Regions from separate parts of the Homo sapiens genome. Here region 1 is linked to region 2. A link is a loop called in an ENCODE intact Hi-C map of the cell type or tissue named here. Cell type or tissue: left lung. All regions are shown on one strand. Each heading gives the region's core, and the rest is flanking DNA. Links, peaks and the distances in the headings are about the cores only. Region 1 has its middle 43 kb from the start of MINDY4B. Region 2 overlaps LOC101928105 (a long non-coding RNA gene).

Region 1 (15,526 bases), core at 216-8,215, 140 kb before region 2:
TTATGTGGTCTTAATCTTACTTACATTGTGCTTTTCCTGAGGTGCGGGCCTGTTTTTTGTTTTATGGACACTACATTGTTTCTTACTGAATGTCTCTTTTGGAGTTGACTGCTTAGAGCTGAATTAAAAAACACACCAGTGCATTAGTAAGGAACTGCTCAGCTGCAAGTAAGAGATCTCACGAAAAGTCGCAAACAATAAAGATATTCCTTTTAACAAGAGCTGTCTAGCTAGGGGATCCATGACTCAGATCATCATGGTTCATCCTCTGAGTCTGAGAACAGGGCACTTGATATTAGAACAAAATCAGGGTTTTGTAGAAGGAAGAAAAGCAGGATGACTGTCGGGTAGTGTATCGGTCCTTACAAAAGCCAACTTTTAAATTGACCTCATTCTTGTATCCATTTTATGTTCCTTCCCTTATTCCTCCTTTGAATTTTTAATTTGTTTATAATTTATGTTAGTTTGCCATATTTTATATGGTATTGTAATTTGGGTTAAATTATTCCTGGAACAAGTCTATAAATAAGTAAAATAATGGAGGAAAGATTAAGTACCTACGTTTTAGATGTAAAAGTATAATTTTGATATATAAAACTATTAATTACTTTGTATATCAATGTTCAGTGAAAATAAGTTATTTTATCTTATAAACAGGGTACCCGGTAATACTTGATTTTTTTCTTCAGAGTGGAGACATGTTATTTAAAAATAACTGGAAGTGGCTGGGCGCGGTGGCTCACGCCTGTAATCCCAGCACTTTGGAAGGCCGAGGTGGGCGGATCACGAGGTCAGGAGATCGAGACCATCCTGGCTAACACGGTGAAACCCCATCTCTACTAAAAATACAAAAAATTAGCCAGGCGAGGTGGCGGGCACCTGTAGTCCCAGTTACTCAAAAGGCTGAGGCAGGAGAATGGCGTGAACCCAGGAGGCGGAGCCTGCAGTGAGCCGAGATCACGCCACTGCACTCCAACCTGGGCGACAGCGAGACTCCGTCTCAAAAAAAATAAAATAAAATAAAATAAAAAAATAAAAATAACTGGAAGTTTCTCAGAGCCATTAGTTCACTTTTAAACTTTGTTTTGAGAAAAATGACTTTTTTTTCAGCTTCTCAAATACAAAGCAGAAGAAAGCTGTTTGCTTGAAGACGGGGATATTAATTTTTCTGACTAGTCATCTAAACTGACTGTGTCTTTAGTGGGAATGAACCCTTGAGGCGATGGCAACTATTTTCCTCTTTCAAATATCAACTTAGACTGGAACATTCCCCCGAATTATTGTTTGCTCTTAGACAAGATGTGTGAATCATTTTTCCAAGAACATTCTCACCAATGTCACAAGACCCGTAGGAGCAGGCCAGGTTGGGGGAGGCCTAAGATTCCCTTCACTTCACACTGTGGAAATAACCCTGAATAGCAACTGGCTGAGACTGGACCTGAGCTGTCCAGGCTGTGGGCACTCTTCAGCCACACCTGGGCCTGCATTTTCTGTTAATGGTTGTAATTCCCTTGTCAGGGCCTTAGAGACATAATCATTCATTCATTCATTCATTCAATGTTTTTTATTTTATTTTTATTTTTATTTTTGAGATGGAGTCTCACTCTGTCGCCCAGGCTGGAGTGCACTGGTGTGACCTTGGCTCACTGTAACCTCCACCTCCCGGGTTCAAGCGATTCTTGTGCCTCAGCCTCCCAAGTAGCTGGGACTACAGGTGCACACAACCACTCTGGCTAATTTGTTTGTATTTTTTGGTAGAAATTGGGTTTCACCATGTTGGCCAGGCTGGTCTTTAACTCATGACCTCAAGTGATCTGCCCGCTTGGCCTCCCGAAGTGCTGGGATTCAGGCATGAGCTACCATGCCTGGCCATTCAATGTTTTTTAACATGCCCTATGTGCCAGGCACTATGCTTGATGCTGGGGAAAATCAGCACAGCGAGCAAAATCAGATGTGGCACACCCTCTTTTCTTATGAAACTTAGGCTCTTCTGAGGAGATGGCAATTAATCAAAAAGCACTTTAATAAAGATAAACTTGAAAACTAAGGGAAGAGATTTTGGGTGCGTCAATCTTATAATAAAGAACTGAAAGAAAAGGAAAAGGCATGTCTGAGGAAGAGATGGTTAGCTGAAGTAAGAAGGCTGCATAGAGATAACAGGGTAAGGGGAAGAAGGGCAAGCAGATGTGAAGCCCTGTGGTGAATGCGCCTGAGGAACAGAAAAGCCTGTGGGGCTAAAGAGTGGTTGTGAAGCAGCTGGAGCAAAAGGTGGGGCCACCGCAAGGCAGTGTAGACTATAAGGTGTGAGAAACCTTGGAAAGGTTTTAAGTGGCCTGGTAAGATTTGCATTTTGAACACATGCCTCAGAGTAGAACATGGATTGGAGAGAGCCCCAAGTGCATGCAGAGACCAGTTAGGCATGCGGAGACTAGTTAGTTAGGCAGTGGTGTGGACAAGAGATGGTCAGAACAGAATGGAGGCAATTAAAGTAGACTGAAGTGGGCCTCTCAGGAGACACCTCTTGGTAGGTAAAATGGAGAAGGCTGAAATAGGTTGCATGGGGAGGGAGATGAGGAAGAAAGAAAGAAGGATCAAGGATGACTTCTAGGTTTCTGATTTGATAACTGGATGGAAGGTTGTACCTTCACAGAACTTGGAAACACTCAAAACATACCAGATTTTGAGGGCAAGAAATCACACATCTAGTCTTAGACATGAAACATTCAAGTGGAAAGGTAGATTAATGGATCAGAAATAAGGATCTGGAAATCAATGGAGAGGTTTGGACCAGAGAAATAAATACACCTGGGAGTCACTAAGGGTAAGTAACATGGTGGCCTGGGGTAAGACTGCCCAAGGAGAGTATGAAGCAAGAAGATAGCTGGGCCTAATGCTGAGCCCTTAGGAATTCTCGTGTCAGCAGTCAGGCAGTGTGCGAAGAGCCTGGAAAGCAGGCGCAGAAGAAATAGCCAGAGACAGAGGAGAAAAATGAGAATTGAACTGTGTCTAGAAACCATGCCCTGTAGGTAAGGGCAGGCATTTCTTCCATCAATCATCGTGGGAACAGGAAGGAGGACGCCTAAGGAGAGGGAAGAAAGGCTCTCCCCACCCTAATGCTGCTGCCAGAGCTGGGAGCCTTGCACAGGGCCTGGACCAACATTTAGGGAACACAGCCAAGTGACAGAGAACGGCAAGTTGTCAGAAGTCCAAGGGGCTTCTTAAAGCAGAGACACGATCAGGAGAAGTAACATTTTAGGTTTTCCTGCATTGTAATTCCTTTGTGTTTAAATTAAGATGTTAAACATTCTAGCCTGATATTCCCTGTGCTTTGTTTGGGAAATTAAGAGAGGGATCTGCTTCACATGTAGAGACACTTTCTAACACCTGGAGAAGCCAGTCTTGTGAAGGAAAGAGGTCTCCTGAGAAGCCCAGAGCAATAGAACAGGATAGAATGATGAGCTAAGGTGTGAGGAAAATGACGCCAGCAAAAAAGCGCAACAGAGAAAACCAAATCAGATTCAAGATGGCGGCAAGAAAAGCCCAGTCTCAAAAAAAAAAAAAAAAGGGAAAAAGAAGGGCTGGGCGCAGTGGCTCACACCTGTAATCCCAGCACTTTGGGAGGCTGAGGCGGGTGGATCATGAGGTCAGGAGTTCCAGACCAGCCTGGCCAAGATGGTGAAACCCCGTATCTGCTAAAAATACAAAAATTAGCCAGGCGTGGTGGTGGGCACCTGTAATCCCAGCTACTCGGGAGGCTGAGGCAGAGAATTGCTTGAACCCGGGAGGCGGAGGTTGCAGTGAGCCCAGAACGCACCACTGCACTCCAGCCTGGGCGACAGAGTGAGACTCCGTCTCGGAAAAAAAAAAAAAAAGAAAAAAGAAAAGCCCAGTCTCAGAGGATGCAATTCTAGGTGAGTTCGGAACTTAAGTGAGGAATTAAGATAAATCCATTTCCATCAGGCTTGATATTTATACAAAAATGCTTCCCGTAATCTGATGAAGATAAGTGGTAAATGCACTGAAAAAAACATATTTCGGCAAAAAAACAAAAAGTATTATTATGGGTTGTCAGGGGCTATCTGAATAAATGATACTTTTAGTCAATGACTATGTTAAAATCAACCAGAGAGGATCTAGTCTGAATGAATTTAACCTGTTATTTTCAGAATAGCCAGTTTAACTTTAACTCTTCCGAATGTATTCCTATCCCCTCTCCTTCCAAGAAGGACTTGGGGTGGCTGATAACTGGTAAACTTTCTGGAGAACTTGTATTGTGTTTTCTCCTAGTGATTGAATCCAACAATGCGTGCGCGCGTGCGCGCGCGCGCACACACACACACACACACACACACACACACACACTTTTTATTACTGTCCACAAGGTGGTGCTATGAGAGTGACTTTTTAAATTTCATAACCACATAACTAAAAGTAAACGTGGGCAATTTAATCACATGCATATATATAGGCACACACGCCTACAAACCTAAAATATTTATACAGATTGATGTAATGGGTATTTAGTTTTGGTGATACTTAGGATTGGTGTCACTAAGCATAGTGTATAGGATTGCTCTGACCTAGGAGTCATCCCCTCTTCCACTCCAATGCAGCAGCAAAACCTGTAAGTGGTATTAATAGCTCTGAAATAGCTCCATTTGCACTGCTGTCTCCATGATACAGGTACCACTATCTCTCACCTGGACTATTACAATAGCCGTCCGACTGCTCTCCTCACCTTCTCTCTTGTCCCCTTCCAATCCCTTTTCCACACAGCACCACACAGCAATCAATTATCTTTTAAAAAAAAAATTGAATCTTGATTATCTTTAAAAAATTCAAGCCTGATGAATTATGTTAGAGTAATCCATATTATGATCATTTCTATGCACTTAGGACAAAAATGCCAAAATCTTCACATGATTTACAAGAGCCTGCAAGGTTTAGCCCCTGCTTCATATCCTGCCAGACTCCTCTCATGCCACTCTCCTCTCACCACCATGCTCCACCCAAACCAAGCTTGTTCCCACTTCGGGGGCTTTTTCCTGCTGTTCCCACTGCCCACAACAATCTTTACCCCCATCTCCTGCTTCAGAACAGCTTAAAAACCACTTCTTTAGTAGCACCATCTCTGACACCATCCCCCATCTAAATTAGGTCTCCTGGTTCATCTCTCTTAGCACCTTGTTCTTTTCCTTTATATCACTCATTGAGTGTTATGGTTTGGCTGTGTCCCCACCCAAATCTCATCATGAATTATAGCTCCCATAATCCCCACATGTTGTGGGAGGGACCCGGCGGGAGGTAATTGAATCATGGGGGTGGGTTTTCCCATGCTGTTCTCGTGATAGTGAATAAGTCTCACAAAATCTGATGGTTTTTTTGGTTTATTTTTTGAGATGGAGTTTCACTCTTGTTTCCCAGGCTGGAGTGCAAAGGCATGATCTTGGCTCACGGCAACCTCTGCCTCCCGGGTTCAAGCGATTCTCCTGCCTCAGCCTCCTGAGTAGCTGGGATTACAGGCATGTGCCACCACACCCGGCTAAGTTTGTATTTTTAGTTGAGTTGGGGTTTCTCCATGTTGGTCAGGCTGGTCTCGAACTCCTGACCTCAAGTGATCTGCCTGCCTCGGTCTCCCAAAGTGCTGGGATTACAGGCATGAGCCAATGCACCCAGCCAATCTGATGGTTTTACAAAGGGCACTTCTGCACACGCTGTCTTGCCTGCTACCACCACATAAGATGTGTCATTTCCCCTCCTTTGCCTTATGCCATGATTGTGAGACCTCCTCAGACACGTGTAACTGAATCCATTATACCTCTTTTTCTTTATAAATTACTCAGACTCAGGTATTTCTTCATAGTAGTATGAAAATGGACTAATACACCCAGGTTTACAATTACATCCTTATTTGTATGCTTATGTGTTAAATACCTAACTATCCACTAGTCTAGTGGTTCTTAAACTTTTTTATCTCAGGACCCCTTTATGCACCTAAAAATTAAGGACGTCAAAGTACTTTGGTTTATCTGGGTCACACCTGTTAATATTTATCCTATTAGAAATTAAAACTGAAAAATTGTTAAGTATTTATCTATTTATTTAAAATAACAACAAAACCTATTATATATTTACCTGAAATAGTATTTTATGGAAAACAATTATATTTTCCAAGAAAAAAATAGTAAAAAGAGTGGCATTATTTTACATTTCTGTACATTTGTTTAATGGCCAGCTTAATATGAGACAGCTGTATTCTCATATCTGCCTCTGCAGTCAATCTGCTGTGATACATTGTTTAGGCTGAAATATATGAAGAAAAGTTGACTTCACATATATATTTAGTTGAAAAAGGGAGGAAGAATTTTAATAGCTTTGTGGCTATTCTTCTTTGATACTACACCAAAACTCTACAAGGGGTAATGTATTAAGGGTTAGTCGCAAAGTAGAACCTGAAACTGTATCAGTGAACTTTTCAAATCTGTTTCATTAAAATCCATTGGTGTATCTTACACTTTGAATGGATCTTCCCCATGCATTAGTCATTTGAAGTATATTGATTCAATGTATTATGAAAATTAAATCATCATATTTTATAATATCAAAAAACTCACAGTAGTTACTATCACCACCAATCACATCAGAAAAGCCTTTAAGTATTGGGAAGCTATCATTAAAATATGTTACACAACAGGTAAATAAAAATAAACTTCTTTCTGGGAAAAAAATCACATTCTGGTGTTTCTTCTTCTTGTTCCTCAGTTATCTCACCCAGTGGGTTTGCAGATTTTTTACCAGCAAAATCTAGTTTTCACATGAAATTTCATGTGGAATCCCAACATGTACAACAGATACACACAAAGCTGATGTGGATAAAGCAGAGTCGGGGCCCATGGTTCTGCCCACTTTATCTCCTTTCTCACTCATGGTGCTGCCTCAGATGCCTTCCTTGAATCTGTGCCTCCCTACAGAAACTATTTTTGAAAACCCCTGATAGTCCTGCCTGTGGAATTAGACTTATTTGGTAGCAGAAACCCGATTTGAATTGGCTTAAACAAAAAGAACATTAGTTGACTCACATAATTGACAAGTTTGGAGGTAGTCCTGCCTTTCCACACAGATGGACTGAGGAGTTCCAACATTGTCATTGGGGCCTGGTCTCTCTTCTGTCTCTGTTCTGCAGTTTGTCTTTTTCTAAGGCGAGTATCCATTCCTACCAGCAAGATGGCCATGTCTACTAGCCAAATCCTACACTTTCATTCTCTCTTCTCAGACTTCCCTGCAGAAAAAGCAATTCTCCCCCAACTATATTACCAAGGCTCTGAGTCACATGGCCATGTCTGCATCCATTTCTGTGGCCAGGGAAACATAATGTTCTGTTTGGCCAGTCTGTAGTCACCTCAGCATCCTGGAACTGGGGATGGATTTAGCTTTATCCAAATCATATTAACTGAGAGAGCAGAAGCAACATTTCCTTAAGGATAATCAGTGTGTTGTTACAAGAAAAGTGACCGGATATTGGGCTGACAAGAATGTTCACTTCAGCTACCTGGACCTCTGTGCCCTGATTAAGCTCTCCTCCTGCCCTCCCACCCCATGAAATATTTGACCACACCTCAATGTGAACACTCCTAGTCCTGCTTTGATTTTCCATGCCCAGTACTTTGGAGTTACACATAGATGATGATGATGCCTGCAAGGCAGAGCTAAGGCTGAGGCAGAGCCTGGAGCAGGCAGCAGGCAAGTGAGAGTCTAGTTGCAAGAGCCAAGACCCGAATCCCAAACCAGAAGCAGGCTGTAAGAGGCACAGGAGCGCATGCAAACAGAGGGCTAGGAAGCCAGCCAGGTGGAAACCATAGAGATGTCTGAAGCCACACATAGAAGTTCCTGGATTTGTGGTGCTGCCCCAGCTGGCTTGCAGACCCACTTGCTTTAAGATTGCTTGCTCCTACTATAGAAAATACCACAGCCTCAGGATTAAAATCAGACTCTGATTTTCTTAGAAATGTATCACAGAGCAGGAAAAAAAAAAAAGGGGGGGGGAATGCTCACCAGGCAGTGGCTAGGTGTCCACACAACCCCAGTTCCCTAACCCATTAACATCTCTCACATGGATACAATTTTAGACCTGAATAGAACTTAACACTCTGATATTTGTCTTGAAATTCTTGATACGTATGGGGGTAGGAAGGGTTGCACAATCTAGTGAAAGTGAATAGAGAAGAAATATTGTGGTCATAAATTAGCACATGTTGAAAGGCTATTTGTACCTATTTAAACTACCTGAAAGTGTGTGAGGGTTTTCCATTGTTCCACATTATTGCCTGCATCTTCGCTATTCTGGTGGGTATATTGTATTACATTGTGATACAATACATTGTGGCTTCAATTTGCATTTCTCTGGTGACTAATAAATTTGAGCACCTTTTCATATGTTTTTGGTCATTTTGCTCTCTTCTTTGTGAAAGTGTTTGTTCAGGTCGTGTGCTTGTTTTTCTATTGGACTTTTTTTTTTCCCTGCAGTTTCAAGATTTAATAGAATGAAAACAGAGCTCCCATACAAAGGGAGGGGACCCAAAGAGGGTAGCCATTGCCAGCTCGAATGCCTGGGTTTATATCCTGATCATTGTCCCTCCTGCTGTGCTCTCAGGCAATAGATGATTGGCTATTTCTTTACCTCCTGTTTTTGCCTAATTAGCATTTTAGTGCGCTCCCTTTACTACCTGATTGGTCAGGTGTGAGCTAAGTTGCAAGCCCTGTGTTTAAAGGTGGATGCAGTCACCTTCCCAGCTAGGCTTAGGGATTCTTAGTCGACCTAGGAAATCCAGCTAGTCCTGTCTCTCAGTACCCCCTCTCAACAGGAAAACCCAAGTGCTGTTGGGGAGGTTGGCCAATGACCACTCTAACTGCTTCCTGCTGAATTGGGGTATAATAGGGGTTGTGCAGTTGAGATTTCCTTGGGAGGGGTGCCTTCGATGTCATTAACATTGGAGCATGGGCTAGCAAGCCGGTCCAGGGGTCTGCGGTAGATCTTAGTCATGGACTGCATCTGGGGCTCCATTTGAAGAACGATTTGTAGTTTTACAGCTTTGATTCTGGAAGAGTCAAACTTAACAAGGACGTTAAAGATACAGGGATTGAAATGTATGACCTGCAGTGCAGGGGATTATTTCTTTGGCACACTTTACAGGCCCTGACTATCTGCCTGATAGTTTTGAAAAGGCCTGGCCCGGTAAATAATGATTTGGCCATCTGATGGGTGCTATCAATGCCTAAGTAAAAGGTTTGGGGAAGGGTTTTAAGTAATCTCCATTGGTTAGCTGCAGGCAAAAGTATTTTTCCTTCTTTGGTGGCTAGCCATCCTGAGGGGAGGAAACTATGTGCTCCTGAGGTTCCCCATTCTATTTCTTCTTCTGAGTACTGGGGCTTGGTTTTCCAGAGGGGATTACCTCATACTAGGGGTCCTTCTATAAGCATTTTTAATGGAGGGTCCTGTCTTGTGGCTCTTGTTGCTTCAATATCCACTTGGCGGTTCCCTTCTATTTCCCTTTCCTTTTCTTTCTGATGACCCTGGCAGTGTAAGACTGTCACCTCTTTAGATTTCTGTACCACCAATAATAATCTCCTAATGGCTTCCTGATATTTGATAGATGTTCCCTCAGAAGTTAGGAATTCCCTTTCTTTCCATATTGTTGTATGGGCATGTAGGCAAGCATACGTAGAGTCTGTATATATATTTACCCTTTTTCCTTCTCCTAATTCTAGTGCCCAAGTGAGGGCTATTAGTTCTGCCAGCTGAGCACTAGTTCCTGGAGTGAGAGAATTACTTTCAAGTATTCCATTATCACTGACCACTGTATACCCCGCTTTTCGAAGTTCTTTTTCTACAAAGGAACTTCCATCAGTATACAAGTTGAGGTCTGGATCAGTCAAGGGAATCTCTAGAAGGTCCCCTCGAGTGGTGTAGGTTTGAGCAATTACTTGTTGACAGTTATGTTCTATCTTTTCTTCATTGTCTGGAAGAAATGTGGCTGGGTTAAGAGTTGCACAAGTGCACAGTTGCAGCACTGGCCTTTCAAGTAATAGAGCCTGATATTTAAGTAAATGGTTGTCTGACAGCCACAAGTCTCCTTTAGCAGTGAGTATGCCGTTCACATCATGAGATGTCCACACAGTAACATCTCTTCCCTGTATTATTTTAACTGCTTCAGATACTAAGACTGCTACTGCCACCACTACCCATAAACAATGAGGCCAACCTTTTGCCACTACATTGATTTCCTTACTCAGGTATGCCACAGGTTGCAAGCTCATCCCTCAGACCTGTGTAAGGACCCCTAGAGCTATTCCTGTTTTTTTCTGTGACATATAAAGAAAAGTCTTGCCCCATTGGCAAGCTTAACACTGTGGCTTGGGTTAGGACCTTCTTTAGGGCCTAGAAAGCCGATTCTGCTTCAGGTGTCCATCTTACTAAATGAGTATTGGCTTTCTGAGTTTCCTTAATTAGTGTATATAATGGCTTGGCTATTTTGCCATACCTGGGAATCCATATTCAGCAGAAGCCTGTTATGCCAAAGAACCCTCTTAGTCGCGTTAGGGTTTCGGGATGAGGATAAGCCAGTATAGGCTGGATACATTCCTCACTGAGGGCCCTGGTACCTTTGGATAATTTTAGCCCTAAGTATTTAACCTGCTGTGAGCAGAGCTGAGCCTTTGGTTTGGAAACCACAGGTGGCAAGGAAATTTAAGAGCGCTCGGGTGGCTTGATGGCACAAGGTTTCTGAACAGGCGGCTAAAAGTAAATCATCCATGTACTGAAGGACAAGAGTGTCCTGGTATGAGAACTGGCTCAAGTCTTGGGCTAATGCCTGGCCAAATAGATGGGGGCTATCCCTGAACCCTTGGGGTAAAACAGTCCAGGTGAGTTGAGATATTGGGTTCGAAGGATCTTCAAAGGCAAATAAGAATTGAGAGTCAAGATGCACAGGGATGCAGGAAAAGGCATCCTTAAGGTCCAGGACTGTAAACCACTCTGCTTCCTCTGGTATTTGGGAAAGCAGAGTATAAGGGTTAGGTACAGCTGGGTATAGAGGAACAATGGCCTCATTGATAATCCTGAGATCTTGCACTAACCTCCACTGTCCATTGGGTTTCTGTACTCCTAAAATTGGAGTATTGCAGGAGCTATTGCATGGTTTTACCAGGCCTTAGGCTTTTAGTTCCTTAACAATTTTTTGGAGTCCTTGTTGGGCCTCAGGTCTAAGGGGGTACTGCCTTGGTAGAGAAAGGAGGCAGAATCCTTTAGTTTAATTTGAATGGGATGGCCATTCTTTGCTCGTCCATATTTTCCTTCTGTTGCCCAGACTTCAGGATTAATTCCTTCCTCAAGCAGGGGACAACAAACGGGTGTTCCTTCTCCTATGTTCAGGTGTATAATGGCTCCTGCTTTTGCTAGAATGTCTCTCCTTAACAAGGTAGTGGGGCTTTTAGGCATAGTTAGAAAAGCATGTGAAAAGAGTAAAGTTCCCCAGTCACAACTTAGTGGCTGGGAGAAGTATCTAGTGACTGGCTGTCCTAGGACCCCTCAGATAGTGACAGATCTGGAGGACAGTTGTCCGGAACAGGAGAGTAAAACTGAGAAGGCCGCACCAGTGTCCAGGAGACAGTTAACCTCGTGGCCCTCAATGGTCAAGCATACCCGGGGCTCCGTGAGGGCGATGGCATGGGCTGGCGCTTGCCCCGGGCACCCTCAGTCCTGCTGCTGGATCATCTGGTTAGTGGCTTCTGACTCAGAGGACCTTCATTCCCTGGGGCAGTGGGCCTTCCAGTGATTCCCTTGACATAAGGGTCATGGACAAGGGGGTGGCTTATTTCTATTTGGACAATCTTTTTTAAAGTGTCCTTGTAGACTGCACTGGAAGCAAGCCCTATTAGGCATTTGATTTGCCCAGCTTTTCCCTTTTCCAGAGCCTCCAAAGTCTGCTTGCCTGAGGGCCATGACTGAAGTGGTGGCCTTTTTTTTTATCCCGTTTGTCCCATTCCGCCTGCTCCTCCTGATCTCTATTATAAAAAACCGAGGTTGCCAAGTTCAGTAGGGTTTCTAAGTTTTGTTCTGGGCCTAAGGCAAACTTTTGAAGTTTTTTTCTAATGTCTGCAGCTGACTGAGTGATAAACTTATCCTTTAAGATTAGTTGGCCTTCAACAGAGTCAGGTGACAGACAGGTATGCTTTCTCAATGCCTCCCTTAGTCTCTCCAGAAAGGCAGTAGGATTTTCTTCCTTTCCCTGTGTTATAGTGGACATCATTGAGTAATTCATAGGCTTCTTCCTAGTTTTCCTTAGTCCTTCTAGCACGCAAGTTAGCAAATGTCTGCGGCACCAATCTCCATGTTCTGATTTTGTGTCCCAATGAGAGTCTACACTGGGAACTGCCTGCGTGCCTGTGGGGAATCGTTCTCTTTCCTCTGTTGTCATCCTACCATTGACCTGACTGAGATACCAGAGAATGCCAATCTCTCGGGCTGCAGTTACAGCGGCACTTTTCTCATTTGGGTTAGTGTCTGATTTAGCAGTAACATTATATATCTCCATGTCAGATCAAAGGATTGTCCTAACCCTTGTAGAACATCAGTATAGACGTCAGGGTTATCTGAGAATTTACCTAGGTCTCTTTTAATTTGCTTCAAGTCTGAGAGAGAAAAAGTTACATTCATTCTGGCTGGGCTGAATTTTCCTCCTCCCACTGCTTGGAGGGGGCATAATTGGGGAATATTGGTACTCTTTGATTCATTGTTTACCCCTTTGTCTATCTCTTTTTGGACCGTTTGGGTTGAAGTGGGGGGTCCTTATTAGTTGGGGAAGGAGTCGAGGGGATGCTGGGGTAGGGAGGTAGAGTCTGAGGGCTTCCTGTGGGGCATAAATCACACTTTTTACATAATTGCGAGTTGTCTCTTAATGAAAAGAAAGTTTGTACATATGGCACTTCACTCCATTTGCCTTCTTTTCTACAAAGGAGGTCTAGCTGTAAGATGGTGTTATAATTCATACTTCCCTCAGGAGGCCAGGTTTCTCACTCTTGAAGAGGATATCATGGCCAGGCGGTACTGCAGAAGAATATAAGTCATTTCTTTCTTAGCGTCTGAGGGTCAAATTGGACCCAATTCTCCAGAATACATCTTAGGGGCGTTTTTGCCTTGTGGGGAAAAAGAACATAGGGATGCCAGCACCCCTAGTCATTTTCCGATGAGCATTAGTCATAGAGTGTCCTCTATGGTCCTAATGCTTATTCCTTTCCAGGGTGCGTAACCACCCATGGACCTCTGCTTATCGGATTATTTACACTCACTGATGTAGCAGTCCTGCACCCCTTTTCCCACCTTTCTTGACCGCAAAGAAAGGGGTCCAGGCTACTGGATTCTAGTGCTCCTTTAACAGCGTGCCCAACATTGCCTTTGTGCTCAGGGGTGAGTTCTAGAGCTGGGCTGGGTTCCTGAGTATTTCCTAACAAACCAGCTGCCCCATCAAGATGCACTCCCATAAACAACAGTTCTTATGCAAATTCGTTTCAGAGAGGGTGTAGGTAACCTTTTGAGTCAGGATTGAGATAGTCTTTTTGATTTTGTAAGTACTTTAAGGCTTGGCTGAGTGCAAACATTTCGAAAGTTTGAGTAGACCAATTATTAGGCAATTCTCCTAATTCTGCTTGCACAAGAGTCTCCCTATCAATTATTGAATACCCATTGTGGTTTTTTCCTCAATCATCTGGGAGGAACCATCTATCATCCTGTCCTGAAGGGAGCTCTTCCTAGGTCTGGTCAGACCTTTGTATGGTAATTAAGATTTAAATCACCTGTAAGGAAATCTGCTGGGTTAAGGGAATTATCAGTGGTTAGTGTTATATTACCTTTTTCTAACAGACTAACCCTATACTTTAAGATTTTTGAGTTAGTAAGCTACCTTTTTGCTTTTTTTGGCTTAGAATAATTCTGAACTGGTGAGGTGTGCTCACATGAGGTTTCCTCTAAAAGTTACTTTTCTACTTTCTTCTGTTAGCAAAGCAGTTGCCGCTACAGATTGAATGCATTTGGGCCAGGGCCATCTGCGGGTTACTGGGTTAAGGATTTGTCATAGGAAGGCTACGGGTTGTCAGTGGTCTCAGTATTTTCAAGCTATGCCTTTGTTTACACTGACAACAAGGTAGTGTTGGAGTGTTATAGGCTCATGGAGAAGACCTTCAATTATCAATTATAGGTTTTAAATTTACCCTGGCTTTTAAAGGAATAGGGCACACTTTTTTTTTTTTTTTTTTTTTTTTTTACTATTTCTATATTTCTCTCTCTTTGACTCCCTCTTTTTCTCTCTGTCTCTCTTCTCTGTCTCTCTCTCTCCTCTCTGTCTCTCTCTCTTAGCCATTACAAACTTGGGGCAGGTATACAGCCCATGTTGAGAGCTGTATACCTAAATTGGGAGGGACACCAGGGATAAGACTCCCTGGGTTTATAGCCTAGATGCCTAAGGACACAGTGTAGAGCTTCCTTAGATCCCTTTGGAGTTACAACTTGCTAGAGGAAAGGAAAGTCTGAACCATTAGTACCTAGGAGGCAGGGATCAGAGGAAGTAGATTCAGAGGTAAGGAGAATTTTGGGACTACACTTTCAAGAAAGTCATGGTCAGGACCCAGGAGGTATGGGTCAGAAGGAAAGGTAGGAGCGCCCGCATGGGCGACTGTTGAGTAGAGACTTCTGGCTGCGCCATGATCTCAACCAGCTAATGCCGGGAGTTTGGGATGACTGCTTTCTGCCTCTAGTCGGCCCTTGGCTTCCCCAGGAAAACTGAAAGTGGAAGCTGGCTCCAGGCAGACCAATGTTCCCAACTCAGAAGGGTTGGGGATTGTTAGAAAGCCCTTCCCCAGATAGCTTCACACATGAGTCTTAAGTCTGGCGGCCATGCTAATTGTTTTTAACTGGCTGACAGGTCCCTGGTATTTTCCTCCAATTCTAAGGAAGGATAGGACAGAAGAGCAAGTGAAAGTGGTCCAATATTACTCACCACTTTGGAGGTCCCTTTGTGGTTGCCAAAATGTTACTGGGGGGTCCTTGCTCCCAGAGCTCCCAAGATGGTGGTGGGCTGCTTCCAAAATGGCGGTGGGCTGCTTACAAGATGGCAGCAAGCCTCGTGTTCTCTGACCTGGGGTTCTTGGCCTCACGGATTCCAAGGAATGGAATCTTGGGCCATGTGGTGAGCATTATAGCTCTACTAGAAGCCGTGGGTCACGGAAGAGAACCGTAGAACCCAGTGACTAGTGTTCAGCTCAATTAGGACGAACCCGGGCACTTAGCCGTGCAGGAACAATGGCAAGCCTTTAGCCCAATTGGGAGCAGCAATGGGCCCCTCACTGGGTCAGGAGCACAGCGGACACCCTGCCAGATCCAGAGGGATGGAAGTCAGCGGCAGGTCTGTGACAGCAGCAAACAGCAGTAGCAGACGGTGAGCAAAAGCTCAGCTTGAACCATAACAAACATGGACCA
Region 2 (16,368 bases), core at 5,617-13,616:
ACCTGCAGCAATTGGATTACAAGATTAGATCAATTTGCAAAGTACACCAAGATCACAGCAGTTGCCATCCATTAGGTACCTATCGTGTGCAAAGTGCTTTGTCTGTATTAACCCATTTAATCCTCTCAATAAAATAAGCAGTGTTTATTATCCCCATTTTGGAGTCGAGGAAATGAAGGCTCAGAGAGATTAAGTAATTTGCCTACACTCACACAGCTGGTAAGAAACAGAATTGGAATATGAACCCATCGTGGAGTCCATGCCCCTTCACCATATCACGTGATCCATCATTATTCTTATTTGGCTTTCACATATTTTGACCATCAGCAGAAATATTGCTTACTTGTAACAGATAAAGATGAACAAGATGGAGGGGTGCAGGATGCTTGGTGAATACAGAACATACCACCTGTGCTTTGGAACTGCCTTCCCCACTGTCATGGCATGCTAGAAGGGGATGGAGACCTAGAAATCGTTCAGACCCTCACTAGTTAAAGTGTGGTCCGTGCACCAGCGGCATCAGCATCACCTGGGAACTTGTCAGAAATGCAGCATCTCAGCCTCCACCCCAGACCTCCTGACCAGAATCCGCATTTTAACACAGTATGCAGGTGATGTGGATGCATGTTCAAGTTTGGGAAGCACTGGTTGGATCAAAGGTTATCACCCCACACGTCCTTTGGAATCATGTGGGGAACTTTAAAGAATGCCAGGACCTAAGTTAGAATTCTTGGCAGTAAGGCTGAGCTTCTGTGTGCTTTTTAAAGCTTCCCAGAAGGGACCAGCACACAGTCAGGGTTGAGAACCTCTGACCCAGTCCAACCTCACTGCCTCATTTTCTCTTGTATTTCTCATACAGCCGCTGAGACAAGTGATGTCACCTGCCAATACTGTAGATTGAATAACCAGGGAAGGCTGAGGAATGCAAGTGAATGTAAAAACCACCTGGAGGGAAGCATTGCAGCAAGAAAGGAACAGCAAGTGCAGAGGCCTGAGGCAGAACCAGCAGGGAAAATGCTTTGAGGTGAGGCAGGTAAGGAGCTAGAGCCTTGCCCTGTGAGGCCAGCTAGGGGTCTGGCTTTCTTTCCAGGTACAATGGGAGGCCACTGGAAAGTTTCAAGGAGCATGGATGATGGGATTCGGGTTTTTAAAAAGAGCTGTAGCTGTTCAATTAAAACAAAACAAAACAACAAAAACAATGATTATAAAGGGCAGGAATGGAAGCATTTTGGAAGCTATTGCATTTCACCCAGTGAAAGATAATTATGGCTTGGACAGAGTGAGCAAAGGTAGAGATTAACAGAAATGGGCATATTTGGGCTATGTTTTCAAGGTAGAGTTAACAGGAGTTGCTAAAAAGTTGGATGGGTGGGAGAGGGGTGATGATTATAGGAATAAGGAAAAGAGAGAATCAAGGATGATCACTCCTAGGCTCTCATCCTGAGTAAATGGGTAAGAAGTTCCATGTATTGGGGCAGAGACTAGTGAAGGAGCCAGCATAGGGCAGAAATCTAGAGAGACACATGGCTGAAGACATCAACCAGACAGTTGTTTGTATGAGCTTGGAGCTCTGAGGAAAGGCCAGGATGGAAATACCAAAATGTGTGCACCATCACTATATGTATGGTGTTTAAGCTGTGGGGTGGAAGTGAGAAGACCCCGGGGTTTGGGCAATGGAGGGAGGTGCATACAGGCAGAAAAGAGGGTGGGACTCAGGCCTATCTCCTGGGACTGCCAACCTTTTAGAGGTCACATGAGGAGCCAGAGCCTGGAAATGAGGGTGGATAGAAGAAGTGGCCATCAAGATGAGGGGAACTCCTAGACAGTACGGCATCACAGAACCCCAGGAAAAAAATCTGGCTCAAGTAGAACAGAGGAGTTAGCCACTGAGAAGACAATCGAGGTCATGGCAAGATGTCAAGAGCAGTCTCATGGAGTGGAGAAGACAGAAGCCCAGAGGAGAGCAGGTGAGGGAGAGAACAGGGCATGGGTGAGGAGAGGAGGCAGGAGCTATAGCTATAGAGCTATAGACAAGTTGCTATAGACAAGGCTTTTAAGAAGTTCCGCAGAGAAGACGTAGAGAAATGAAGCAGTTGCTGCAGGAGAATAGTGGGATCAATGAAAGATTTTTTTGTGTTTTAAAAATTGGAGCCACTAGAGCATGGCACTGTGCCAATGGGAAGGATCCAAAAGAGAGAGCGAAATGGATGATGTGGAGAAGGAGGCAATCACAGCGGGGGCAAAGTAATCAGAAAGACAAGTTTCCAGGGCAGATTACTTACTTATGCAGTAGAGATGGTCAGGAAGCAGCCATTATTGAAATAGAGAGAGGTGGGAAAAAAATTGTGCCAACAAGCAAGGGTTGAAGCAAATTATGTTTAGAAGGCCCTGGTGAGGGCGTCTGTGCATATCCAGCCCTGAACAGGAGAAAGGCACTGGCTGCAGCTCAGTCTAGAACATCCCAGGCATCTGAGAGGTTTACACCTTAGCAAGCTGTGGTGTTTTTCTAGGTTCCATGAAAACCTGGAAGAAATATTCCTGAGGACCATCCAACACCATTTCCCTGAGAGACAAGCTGTAAGTGCTGTTCTAGTTACAGATCCGAGTCCCTGGTACATTGATATCAAGTAAGGGTGCATGCAGCTCAGAAGGCAGTTTCCATTACACTGGACAAGAGTGTGGCTGCCTGAGTCCTAGAACTGCAGTGGCTTCTGCTGACAATGTGAGGAGTAGCTGCCCTGTCCAGAGTGTGGCCCCGCACGCTGCCCCCTCCCCTGGAGGGACTGAAGAGAACAGCTTGGAGCATGCCCTTCCCTTTCCCTTATCTCGCCCACTATGCTAATGCTGCTCATCCCTCAAGATCCGAGTTATTCCTCCTCAATTCAATACACACCAATCAACTGCCCTGTGCTTGGTCCTGTACTTTATATCCTTGATATGGTTTAATTTTCAAAACAAAACACCTTGAGGTGGGTATTATCACTCCCATTAACAAACAAGAAGGTGGGGGCTCAGAGAGGCTAAGTAACTTGCCCAAAGTCACACAGCTTGTAAGCAGTGAAAATGGGATTTACACTCAGGAATGTAGCCCTTCCAACAGCCCTGCTGCCTGCAAAAGTGACTCAGATATGGACTTTACAGTCTAGCAGAAGTCTGAAAGCATCAAACAAAGAGGCAACTTACAGTAGCATGAAATATGCAACCACAACTACATCAACTATGTTTGCAAAGCAAGTTAAGACAAGGACGTACAAATTGCTATGGAGTTCAAAAGAGGATTGGAAAAGGCTTCCGGGAGAAAGCAGCGCGTGCATTGGGCCTTGGGTGTTGGGTAGGTTTTTGCAAGGCTGAGGTAGTTAGGAGGATGTGCCAAGAGATCAGCCTCTCCTGGATCAAGACCAAACCACTCAATGCCTAAGTCCAGCCTTGTCCACCTCCCATCCACTTCTCAGGGCTATTCTTCTCTCACACTTCCTTTGTTCCCGCGTTCCTGACACCCACACAAGGTCAGACACGTAGAACGTGCCGAGTGAATATCAAAGTTCAGCAGTGTCTTGTCTGGTCCCTAATTCTAATCTATCCTTTAACCCATCCTCATACTAGCTAAATTTCAGGACGAACCCTGTCCACAATAAAAACTACTTCTTCTAGAGAATTTGCCCTGCCCATAGTTCCTGGAACACCCCATGCAAACCCCCCACTAATTCACACACCCACAAACTTGTAATGCAGGCCACAGCTGATAAGACCTTACCCAGGCCAGCGGTTCATTGGCTGAGCAGCCACCAGTCAGATTCTCTTGAGAGAGTCAAAGACAGTCAGTGGTGTGCACCAGAGTCACACAGCCCTGGAAAGTCAGCACACTAGCAAAGGAAAAGCCTTGATAGCAAGAGGCCCCTAGGGGTGGAGGGAGCAGCCACTGCCGCCCACCCTGCCAGGTCCTAATCCCTCCCCAGGGAGCCCAGAAACACTCCATTTCCTGCTTTGAGGCATCTTGGAGACAGCCTGCTGTGCCTTCACAATTAATTCTTCTTATCACTTTTTTTTTCAATTTTAGACCATATTTATTCACTCCCACCACCAAAATTGAAGAAAGTAACACACAAAGTTTCTCCCTCCTTCTAATTTTGCTTAATTTTATGATTATTGCTGTCAAGATGTATAACTTTTTTTTTTTTTTTGAGATGGAGTCTCTCTCTGTTGCCCAGGCTGGGGTGCAGTGGTGCCATCTTAGCTCACTGCAACCTCCGCCTCCCGGGTTCAAGCGATTCTCCTGCCTCAGCCTCCGAGTAGCTGGAATTACAGGCACCTGCCACCATGCCCGGCTAATTTTTGTATTTTTAGTAAATACAGGGTTTCACCATGTTGGCCAGGGTGATCTTGAACTCCTGACCTCAAGCAATCCACCCGCCTCAGCCTCCCAAACTGCTGAGATTACAGGCGTGAACCACTGCACCCAGCCAAGATGTATAACTTTTAAAAAAACATTTTATTAGTAAATTTTCAAAAGGAAGGAGAATAATATAACGAATTCGATGTGTTATCACCAACTTCAACCATTATCAACTCTTGGCCAGCTGTCCTGCATCTATACCCTCACCTACATCCACGTGTGGATTTCTTTGAATCAAATCCCAGGCATCATATCATTTCATCTGTATATGTTTCAGTATAGAATATCTAAAGATTAGGACTTTGAAACATACTCACAATACTGTTTTTATATCTATAAAAATTATAAATTTTAATATAATCAAATATCCAGTCAGAGGTCACATTTCTCTGGTTGATATACAGTCTGTTTGAACTGGGATACATATATAAGATCCTTACATTGCTACTGATAAAATGCTTATGTCTTTTTTAATCTACAGATTCTCCCTCCATCTCTTCTCCTTTCTTGAAGTTATTTATTGAAAAACCCAGGGTTCCTATAGCAGAGTTTCCTATAGTCTCATTGCAACCCCAGAATATCATTTTATCAGATTCAGATTTGATTTTTCTTTTTATAAGACTGCTTCAAACCAACCAGGGAACTGTTGGGGAGGAAAAAAAAGAAGACTGCTTCATAGGTGATGGTAGTGATGTGTATGTCTATAACACAAAGGACAATGGCTGTTGCTCTCTTCCTCTAACTCTGTCTGTCTCTTTTAGTGATATTATCGGCCATTGATGGCTCATATTCACTTGTGAGGCATTACAGAATGATCTTTCAAATCATTCCTTTTTTATGAACTGGAAAACTTCTATAGTGACAAACTTCCTCTTTTCAACTATTGGTTTACCGTAAGGTACATTTTACAAGGGAAAGATAACATAAATGCCTGATTATTTTCCTTTATCAGTTTTCAAAACAATGAGGTAGTTTTCTAGCATCCTCCAAAAATAAAACCAATGAAGTAACATTTTAAAAATATATCAGGCAGGCCAGGCATGGTGGCTCATGCCTGTAATCCCAGCACTTTGGGAGGCCAAGGCAGGCAGATCATCTGAGGTCAGGAGTTCGAGACCAGCCTGGCCAAAATGGTGAAACCTCGTCTCCACTAAAAATACAAAAGTTAGCCAGGTGTGGTGGTGCATGCCTGTAGTCCCAGCTACTTGGGAGGCTGAGGCAGGAGAATCATTTGAACCTGGGAGACAGAGGTTGCAGTGAGCCGAGATCACACCACTGCACTCCAGCCTGGATGACAGAGCAAGACCCTGTCTCAAAAACTAAAAATCATTATGTCTCTTAAAAAAAAGAATATCATTATGAATTCATGGATTTTAACTTTTTTATGTATTTCAATTCATTGCCATTATTATCCTTGTTGATACTCATATCATTCCATCTTGGCCTGACAAATGCATATTCAGCTTGGTTCCTGAGTGCTTTTGACATGATCACAAATAGCCTCTGATGTTCCAGGCTCATCTTGTTCTTTTCCTGCACTCAACATGTAATCAACGATGTCTTCAAGGAACCTTGATTTCTTTAGTGTGAAACAATGATTCAAGACCACAGTCTAGGCAGTAGGAGCCCCCGTTATTCAAACTTGAGCCAGTTTGAATGGATTTTCTACCCTGGAGCTGAATAGATGTTGACTAGAATTCTCAATGTTTCCACCAAAATAAGTTATGAAAGAAGCAAATCTGGTCACACAAATCTAATTTAAAATCTTCCCTTTTTTAGACAAGAGTGTCAAGATAATTCAATGGAGAAAGAATAATTGTTTCAACAAATGGGACAACTGGATATTCACATGCAAAAGAATGAAGTTGGATCCCTGCCTCATGCATGTGTGTGTGTGTGTATATATATATAAAAATTTACATGACAGACAGACACTGTCCTTTGTGTTATAGATGTACCCATCACCACCATCAACTATGAAGCCATCAGGGTTTTTTCCCCAATAGTTCCCTGGTTGGTTTGAAGCAGTCTTGTAAAAAGGAAAATCAAATCTGAATCTGAGCAGATTATATTCTTGGGCTGCAATGAGACTATAGGAAACTCTGCTATGGGGAACCTGGGTTCTTCAATAAATAATTTCAAGAAAGCAAAAGAGATAGAAGGAGAATCTATAGATTAAAAGAGACATAAGCATTTCATCAGAGGCAATGTAAGAATGTTTCTATTATATATTACATATTATATATTCATTCATTTATCCAACACACATATATACATACTGCTTCCCTACACTATGCCAGGTACTGTTCCATACACAAAGGATCCAGCAAAATGTACAAAAACTCTAGCCCTTGGCTGGGCATGGTGGCTCATACCTGTAATCACAGCATTCTGGCAGGCCAAGGCTGGCAGGTCACTTGAAGCCAGGAGTTTGAGACCAGACTGGCCAACATGGTGAAACCCAGTCTCAACTAAAACTACAAAAAAAAATTAGCCAAGCGTGGTGGTACAAGCCTGTAGTCCCAGCTACTCAGGAGGCTGAGGCACAAGAATTGCTTGAACCCAGGAGGTGGAGGTTGCAATGAGCTGAGATTTCACCACTGCAACTCCAGCCTGGGTGACAGAGTGAGACCCTGTCTTCAAAACAAAATAAAACAAACAAGCAAAAAACCTCTAGCCTTTGTGTTGCTTACATTGTCATGGAGAGAAGAAGGCAATAAACAAAATATATGCAAAGATTTTATACAGTATAATACATTGAAGATAGTCAATGCTATGGAGAAAAATAAAGCAGGTAGAAGGGATGGTCAGTAGGGGAGTAGGGGAGAGGAGGGATCGCAGTTATAAACAGAGTGATATTTGAGCAAATGCTTGACGGAGGTGAGGGAATGAAACATGCAGCTAATTGGAGGAAAAACATTCTAGGCAGGGGAAATAACAAGTCCAAAGGCCCTGAGGTGTGCATGTCTCGTGTGTTCAAGGAATATCCAGGGAGCGGAGTCCGGGGAAGGAAAGTAGGAGCTGAGGTGAGAAAGTGCGAGGAGAGAAAAACTTTGCTATTTTATTGGAGCAGAGCACAGCGGCGTGTTCATGTCTAAAAAGAGTAGAAATTATTCTGGATGGTGACTCCACAAGGGGAACATATGCAGCTTGCCTGGTTTCAAGATAAGGGCCATAATCAGTGGCACACAGGAGCCGGCACATACCAACTTGCAACAGTCAAATGTTTAGGAATCTTGAGAGCCAGTTGATAAACACAGCTATTATTAAAAATTAAATTCTAGATTTATAATTAAATAAGTTATATTTAACAGTATTATATTTAACAGTATATATTTAACAGTAGCAGTATTTAGTACTTAGAAAGTGGCAAAAGCAACAAATTGGGGCTTGATTTATTAGTTGTTGTCTAGACTTAAGAAAATGATGACGAAAATGTTAATAATAGAGCTTTAACTTAGAATTATGTCATACTTGGAACCATTACATTGCAAATAGAAAAAAAAGTTGAAGAAATATTTTTCTAGCAGTCAAAAACTACTGCCCAAATCAATAAAGAAGTCACTCACATCATTGATGACACTGATGAACCAGTGAAATTTTGACAAACATCTGAAAGTTAAGGCTTCTTCATTTTAATCTTACTGGTACCAACCAGCATTTATGTCATAATTGCTTGTTTGTCAATATCAACCACAGGTTGGCATACAATATATGCCAAGGGTTCAGCAAAATACAAGGTTCAGATACAACGGTTCAGCAAAAAGCAATGAAAACATTCTGAGGGAATCAATAAGCTATATGGAATTTACAGTTTAGAATACTGTATAATTTCTTATTATTTGTACATTGGGTGCTACAATTCCTTTATATCAGTAAGATTTATCTGACACTTGCATGTGTTAAAAAAAAATTTAATTTCTGGAGCACCAGTTGTTAAACATTTACCAGCACACCTCTGGCTACAATCTGATCAAATCCAATTTTACACATCTTAGAGCCCAGACAGATAGAGGAGAGAGAGGCCTCTCAAGGCAACGAAGCAATTAAAAGGAATGGAGTTACTTCAAAATCATTCTGCTCTAGAATTTGGAGTTGGCCACGCTGGAGACCAAGAATTCCTTTGTGTTTATATTTATGATACCTTCTATTTACAGTAGGTGATTCTAGCTCTCCATTTATGGTAGTGATACAGTTTCCTTTTCAAGTAAACTTGTTTAAAGTACCAAAAAAGACAATTTCGAGAAAAATGTTAAGTAAATGATAAACAGGAAATACACAGAAGTGACAAAAATTCAAATGATGACCTGCAGTATCTCCACTGGGAAACACTAGCTCAATGATTAAGAACTCAGGCTGGCTAGGCACGGTGGCTCACGCCTGTAATCCCAACACTTTGGGAGGCAGAGGTGGGCAGATCACTTGAGGTCAGGAGTTTGAGACCAGCCTGACCAACATGGCAAAACCCCATCTCTACTAAAAATACAAAAATTAGCTGGGCGTGGTGGCAGGCACCTGTAATCCCAGCTACCCAGGACGCTGAGGCAGGAGAATTGCTTGAACCCAGGAGGCGGAGGTTGCAGTGAGCCGAGAACATGCCACTGTACTCCAGCCTGGGCGACAGAGCAAGACTTCCCCTCAAAAAATAAAAGAACTCAGGCTTTCAAGCCATATCTGGGCTCAAATTCAGACACTTCTAATTACCGCTACCTTTGTGAATTCATTGGCCTCAGCGTCCTTGTCCATAAAACAGGCACGCTGCCAACTCCACAGGGTTGCAATGAGTTGTGAGATCCAGGGAAGCCCAGGGCCTGGCACAAATGGGAGCTGACAAAAGAGGGGCTCCAGGGAGAAGCCTCATCTGGGGCCTGGCCTCCTCAGCCCAAAACAGGCAATGCCTTCAACTTTCTCTCTGACGTGTATAAAATGTGAATGTTCACAAGCACACACACGCAACAGCAGCACACACTGTTCCCTGACTCAGCGTTCTCCCCTAAGGCCCTAAGTGCTTCCCTCTCCTATCTGCTGGAGCAGCAGGTTCTTAGGGGTTCCTTAAACCTCAACAGAGCCCTCAGTGACAAGTCCCTGGTTCTGCTGGACACTCTGGTTATAAAGAGGAAAAGACTTCTGCCCTGCCCCAGAGAGCTTTTCCCAGCTAGTGCGGGAGACTGGTAAACAGAGTAGAGCTGGTAAACAGAGTACCTGATGATGACCACGGGAATGGCGTGGTCCCCTAGGTCTCCCTGCAGAGCTCCCGTTGCTCTTCTCTGTTAGTCTTTTTTTTTTCGGGGCGGGGGGGTGATGAAGCCTTGCTCTTGTCGCCCACGCTGGAGTGCAGTGGCATTAGCTCACTGCAACCTCCGCCTCCTGGGTTCAAGTGATTCTCCTGCCTCAGCTTCCCTAGTAGCTGGGATTACAGGTGCCTGCGACAACGCCTGGCTAATTTTTGTATTTTTAGTACAGACGAGGTCTCACCATGTTGGCCAGGCTGGTCTCGAACTCCTGACCTCATGTGATCCACCCACCTCGGCCTCCAAAAGAGCTGGGATTTCGGGCATGAGCCACCGTGCCCGGCCTCTGTAAGGCTCTTTTGTTTGCAAGGAATGGCAACTCGGTCAAGGCCTCAAGTGAAAGGCCTCTATTGTAATAACAATACTGCAGCCAACACTGGCGACATTTGTGCTAGAGAGGCTGCAGTGGCTCCTAGATCCCTGCTCCATGCCTCACCAACTGCTCTGGGCCTGGCAGGCTGACCACTGCGTTTTGTAACCACCTAACAGCCTCATCCTTTGGCCTCCAATCAGATTGGCCTTTGGGTATCATGGGCAGGAGATCAGAGTTAGGGAGAAGTCTTAAGAGTATGCATGCTTTCCACTCCTGCCCTGTAGGGCCAGGTTGGCCCAGCTGCACTCTTGTCCAGACCCCCACAGTTCCTGCCCTGTCACCCTGTTTTGAGGCTGCTGGGTGTCTGATAACTACTTCCTCCCTTCGCCTCATCAGGCCTAGGAGTACTAAAGACTTCTCAGCCAGTTATAGCCCATGGTGTTCCACCATCCTTTGTCCCTTCATCTGACCTATACTTTTGTAAATAGTCTCTCAGCCTCTCCTCAGTTACCCAATTTGGGTGTCCTGCCCAGACCCAGACCGCTACCTGCTTACTGAGTACTTCATATGCACCAGCAGGCCCTTCTCCACATCTTATGCCCATTAACTCATTCAAGCATCAAAACAACCCTATGAAGCAGACACCAGTAACAGCCCAGTTTACAAGTGAGGAACCTGAGAAAGAGTGCTCAGTTACTTACTCAAGTTTACATGGTGGGAAGTAGCATGGCCAGGCAGTGTCTCTGCTGACGCTACTCCGTGTTAGGATATGTACAGGAATAGGAAAGTGCGTGTCTATTTTCACTTCCTGGAGCACAGGACCAGCCACACCAGCAGGTTTCTGGCACTCTGGAGTGTAGTTCAGAAATGGAAATCTCACCAGGCCCCACTGGGGTCTGAAGCCTCACTATCTCCTAGCCGCTGGTGTTGGCACATCGGTGTTACTCAGCCACATTCAGTCTGCTTCTCCTGCTGCCAGCACCCTGCTTCTCTCTGCTCTCCTCCAATCCTCACTACTTCTGCCTAGCATCTTCTCTGTGTATCCTTTGATTTCTACTCCTTACCAACTACTGCCAAAGAGGGGACCACTTGATTCGGACAGCCACTAGTCGACTTTAAAAGTCACTGGTCTCAGCAGGGTGCAGTGGCTCCCACCTGTCATCCCAACATTTTGGGAGGCTGAGGCAGGGATCACTTGAGGCCAGGAGTTCAAGACCAGCCTGGGCAATATAGCGAGACCCTGTCTCTACAAAACAAAAGTAACTGGGCATAGTGGTGTGTGCCTATAGTCCCAGCTACTCAGGAGGTGGAAGGATCACTGTGTCCAGGAGTCCAAGGCTGCGGTGAGCTATGATCATGCCACTGAACTTCCAGCCTGGGTGACAGAGCAAGAACCTGTCTCTAAAAAAAAAAAAAAATTAATTAATTAATTAATAAATATTTAAAAAGTCACTGTCTTTTCCCTGAGTCAGGAGATGCATGGTTACCCGACGAGATATAGGGGTCAATGGGAGGGAAGACACCAGCAGACCCACACAGGATTGTTTCATGGCAAAGTAAACAGAGACACACACGAGCAGGAGATTGCACAGCCTGCTCCCAGGCAAAGGTAGACACATTCTTCTAGTGGGTGGGGAAGTGGATACACCCTCCCAGCCCCTTCCGGCTGTGCTGGAAGCTCTGGCTGCTTGCTGGCTCGCCCCAGTGGCAAGAAGCTGATGCAAAACAACCCTTGCACATTACCATGAGACTAGGCGAGGCGAGACTCAGTTTCCCAGGAGCACCCCAGCAGACTGGGGCCTCAGGCCTACCCCAAGTCCATTCCTGCAGGTGTCCACTGGCCAGCAGTCATGGCGACAATGAGAGGGCCACCTAGTGCAGAAATACAGACCAGGCCATCAACGCAAAAGAAGCCAGTGAGGGCCCGTTCGCTGACCTCTCGGAGTGTAGCAGGCACCCAGGTCTTGACAGACTCCTCTATAGCACATTCCTAAGGCACCCTCCGCTCCAGTCTCCCTGAACTTCCCACAGTTCACAAACATACCGAGTTCTTTCACGACTCTGTGTCTCTGCCCAGACTAGTCTCTCAGCCCAGAAGGTCTTTTCCCACCTTGTTCCTGTAAACTACTTCCTGTTCATCCTTTAAAAGACGCTCCTGAGAAAACCTCCTCAGATACCCCAAGCCAGATCAGCTGTCCTGTCTCCTGTGTTCTTCCTTCCTGGTTCTCTGGAACAGCATTCACCTTGTGATACACTGACTTTTTTTTTTTTTAAGCTGTCTGTTCTCTCTCTCTCTTAAACCAAGAACTCCTCAAGAGCAAGGCCTGTGACTGATTCCGTTTTATATTTTAGGGCCCTTTCCCAGACCAGGAGCACACTAGATGTTCCCCAGGCAAGTATTAAAGAACTGAATAGATGAAGAGCAAGGAACATCATCAAAAAACAGCAAATAGGGTGGTGACTGTTGTTTCCCCAAAGCAAGCAGAGCCTGAGACAAAGCTTATATGAAGTTTATTTAGGAAATGCTGGGCATGGTGGCTCTCACCTGTAATCCCAGCACTTTCAGAGGCCAAGGTGGGCAGATCACCTGAGGTCAGGAGCTCGAGACCAGCCTGGCAAAGTTATACACATTCTTATGGTGTATACTACATGGTGAAACCCCCATCTCTACTAAAAATACAAAAATTAGCCAGGCGAGGTGACATGTGCCTGTAATCCCAGCTACTCAGGAGGCTGAGGCAGGAGAATCGCTTGAACCCAGGAGGCAGAGGTTGCAGGGAGCCGAGATCACACCACTGCACTCCAGCCTGGGCAACAGAGCGAGGCTCCCTCTAAAAAAAAAAAAAAAAAAAAAAAAAAAAGACATTTATTTAGGAAAGTGATTCCAGGCAACAGACTGAAGGACTGAAGAGGGGAGTAGGGGAGGAAAGAAAGCCAGCACAGGTGCATTATCCGCCGGTCACTGCCTTAGGTAACTGAGGCTCAATCCCGCTAGGGGCTTCTGAGGCACTGTGTAGAAGGACCTCAGAATTGTCCACTGAGAGAGAGAAGAGGGAGGTCTTCACCCTCCAGTTCCCATCCCCAGCTCATCAAAGGGTACCCCCTATCACGGTAAGTACCCTGCAAGTCCAGAAGGCAACCAGGAGGCAAATGTGTCCTGTGCCACGCTGCAGGATCCAGGAAACGTCAGGCAGCCAAAGCCAGAGCCATCAGCCACACCTGCACAAAACTGGTTGCTACAGCAGTGGCTGAAGTTGCAGCTGGGCCAACAGGATGTGCAGCATCCATTCAGGTCTGTGTAAGAGTAGGCGAAGTTAAAGCTAGAAAAGTCGCGTTAAGATTATATTGTAGAGGGCCTTAAACATCAGCCCAAAGCTTTATTTGCCACTAAGGATTTCCACACAATGCAGTAATATAAATAGCAGTACCAAGGGGGTGATTTGAGTTCCTTTCAGTCGCCTCCCTCAATAAACCCAATCTGCCATTCTCCAAAAAAAACAAAACAAAACAAAACAAAATATTATCTTAGTAAAAACAATGCAAGTCACCTCCTGCTCCTCTCATTAATCAGTTGCCATGCTTAAGCCACTCTATAGAAATACTAAGCACCCAGTCAGGTGCAACTGTCTCTCTTACCCTTCTATGAGGAAACTCCAATAAATAAATTGTTTTAATGTTTAGATCTCTGTGTCCATCTTTAAGATAAAAAAAAAAAAGGCGAAGCTTAGGAACCTTTAAGGAAGAAACCAGTCAAGGTGGCTCATGCCTGTAATCCTAGCACTTTGGGAAACCAAGGCAGGAGGATTGCTTGAGTCCAGAAATTTGAGACCAGCCTAGGCAGCATAGCATAGACCCTGGAAAGAAAAGAAAAGAGAAAGAAAAAAGAGAAGAGAAAAGAAAAGAAAAGGAAGCAGGGGGAGAGAGAGAGAGAAAGAGAAAGAAGATAGGAAGGAAGGAAGGAAGAAAGGAAGGAAGGAAAGAAGGAAGGAGAGAAGGAAAGAAAGAAAGAAAGAAAGAAAGAAAGAAAGAAAGAAAGAAAGAAAGAAAGAAAGAAAGAAAGAAAGAGAAAGAAAGAAAAAGAAAGAAAGACAAACCAGTCAAGAGGGCCCTCCTTGTTCAATCCATAAGGAGTCTTCAGATGATAGGGAAGTTCCATTCTAATTTCCAAAAAGACTTAGAGGAATTATTCTCTGATTTGCCACTATTCAGAACAGTCTGGGAAGCATTTCCCTATCTCCTCCTGACTCTGGTGGCACACCTATATGAAAATCTGCCATGGTTGCTGTCTTTGTCCTTTTGTGGTAAATTAGATTTTCTTGAACAGTCAAAGATCAAAGGCAAGATGAGAGATTAAGATTTATTTTCTTATATGAGTCATAGCCTGGATCACCAAACAGAGTTCACCAAATGTTTTGAGCAGCGATGACATGACTGAGACAAGATTATGGAGTTCTGGTGTGACGTTTAATTAAAACTCTTCATCTGATCAAGGGCACTGTCACTGTTGGTGACAATGTAAATTACCCATCACCCAGAAATTCTGCCTCTGGGAATTTATCCTAAGACACTAATAAAGAATGTGGGCTTACACTTAGCTACACGAATATTCACCAGACTGCTCTTTAAAAAAAGCAAAAATTGAGAAACAGCTTAAATTCCCAAAAGAAAGGGATTAGTTTTAAAAAAAAAAAAAAGATAGATGTAGGGCTGGGCATGGTGGCTCACACCTGTAATCCCAGAACTTTGGGATTCCAAGGCAGGTGGATCACTTGAGCTCAGGAGTTCAAGACCAGCCTGGGCAACATGGCAAAACCCTGTCTGTACCAAAAATACAAAAAATTAGCTGGGCATGGTAGTGCACGCTTGTGGTACCAGCTACTCAGGAGGCTGAGGTGGGAGGATGAGGCCAAGGTTGCAGCGAGTCAGATCACGCCACTGCACTCCAACCTGGGTGACAGAGTATAGACACCATCTCAAAAAAAATTTTTAAAAGATAGGTGTTCCATGCTGCCATAAATGTAAACACTATATATATGTACACACACACATATATTTATATATTATACTCTGACATAAGGTTAAAAGAATCTGTAGTATTCCCCAGGTTAATATTGGATGGATGGGATTATGAATATTTTAGATGTTCTTTTTGCATGATTTTCACATTATGAGCATGAACTTTTATAATCCAGAAAAATAATGAAAAATATTCACTGGTTAGGGGTGCAGTTTAGAGTCCCATTGCTCAGGCATAAAGTGAGCATAAATTTCCCTCTTTTTCTGTCTGCAGCTCATGAAGCAGTTTAGTCCAACAGACATTATCCAGCTTCTCTAGGGCATGCCCAGCACTGCAAACTGCTGGGGATGCAAAGGTGAAGATGGGGTACGTTTCCTGCCCCTGAGGGACTCAGGCCGAGTGAGCCCATATACACCTCAACAGAAATGCACTGGACATCTCAGGGAAGCCTAGAATTTGAAGCACTCCTGGGCCTCCCAGAGACTAGATATTACATTAAAGTGCGTTGTAAGGCAGCACTATACTAATGTAGGCTTCCAAATGCCTCCCATCGGAGGAACCGGCTCACGGGAGAAGCTAAGTGCTCTCAGGAGAGCTGGGGTGTGGAGTGAACAGCACGTGAGGAAATGGTTATGTGACATCTTTATGGCAGGCACATACAGGCAGGATTTTTTAAAATGCCGCAGCTATCCTTCCAGTAGGAATACTCATCCGATAGAGTAATAATACTTCCCTCCTATAGGAGAATACTACAAGACACTATATTAAAGGAAGACATTTCACTTTCCTTTGATACTAGACATCTTCTATCTTCTTGTCTGAATTTCAAGTGTGCTGATGCCGATTTTCTTCATTGCAATTGCATGCTTCCCTCTAGTGTTCGTCTATATTATTACACCCTGTTGTAATAGGTTGAAGATGGAGGGGAGGGAGGTCTGGGGGAAAGTAAATGTATAGGGCATGGGATAGAACTGTCGAAAGCATGCAAACAATAGCCACTTAAATGGTGAAACATAATCAATGGTCCAATTTTTTCTGTAACAATAAAAAATGTTCTTGTTTTGGGTCGGAATAACGACAGCTAATATTTATTTATCATGTGCCAGGCACAATGCTAAGAGCATTGCAGGTATTAAATCATTTAATCCAATAGAAGAAATAAGACGTAGTGTTTCATAGATCACTAGGGTGATTATAGTTTAGAATAACCTATTGTATATTTCAAAATAGCTAAGAGAATAATACAAATGTTTCCAGCAAAAAGGAAGGACAAGTATTTAAGGTGGTGGCTGTCCCAATTACACTGATTTGTTCTTAACAAGTTATATAAATATATTAAATTATCATATGTACC

The links. Hi-C counts contacts between places; a loop is a spot of excess contacts. Peaks named below come from ENCODE experiments on the same cell type or tissue, not always from the same donor. Only the 100,000 strongest peaks of a DNase experiment are listed, where the experiment ranks them.
Region 1: it touches region 2 in a loop (4-fold over the local background); 101 of 110 quality-filtered maps call a loop at or near these places.

What each region holds. Positions count from the first base shown.
Region 1 is chr3:150,854,330-150,869,855 of GRCh38, reverse strand. No RefSeq gene overlaps it. Among named protein-coding and RNA genes, the nearest start is that of MINDY4B, 43 kb to the left of the region's middle. In left lung, for the core only: CTCF peaks have their summits at 4,170 and 4,369 (motif pointing right); no DNase peak of the experiment used is centred there.
Region 2 is chr3:150,721,007-150,737,374 of GRCh38, reverse strand. LOC101928105 (a long non-coding RNA gene) reads left to right here. Exons shown (of 3, transcript NR_121657.1): 2 at 860-1,033; 3 at 2,511-2,904. Among named protein-coding and RNA genes, the nearest start is that of ERICH6, 25 kb to the right of the region's middle. RefSeq lists cis regulatory regions at 3,378-4,069, 7,318-7,710 and enhancers at 9,476-9,975, 11,220-11,719, 11,720-12,221. In left lung, for the core only: no CTCF peak of the experiment used is centred there; no DNase peak of the experiment used is centred there; H3K27ac peaks cover 429 bases.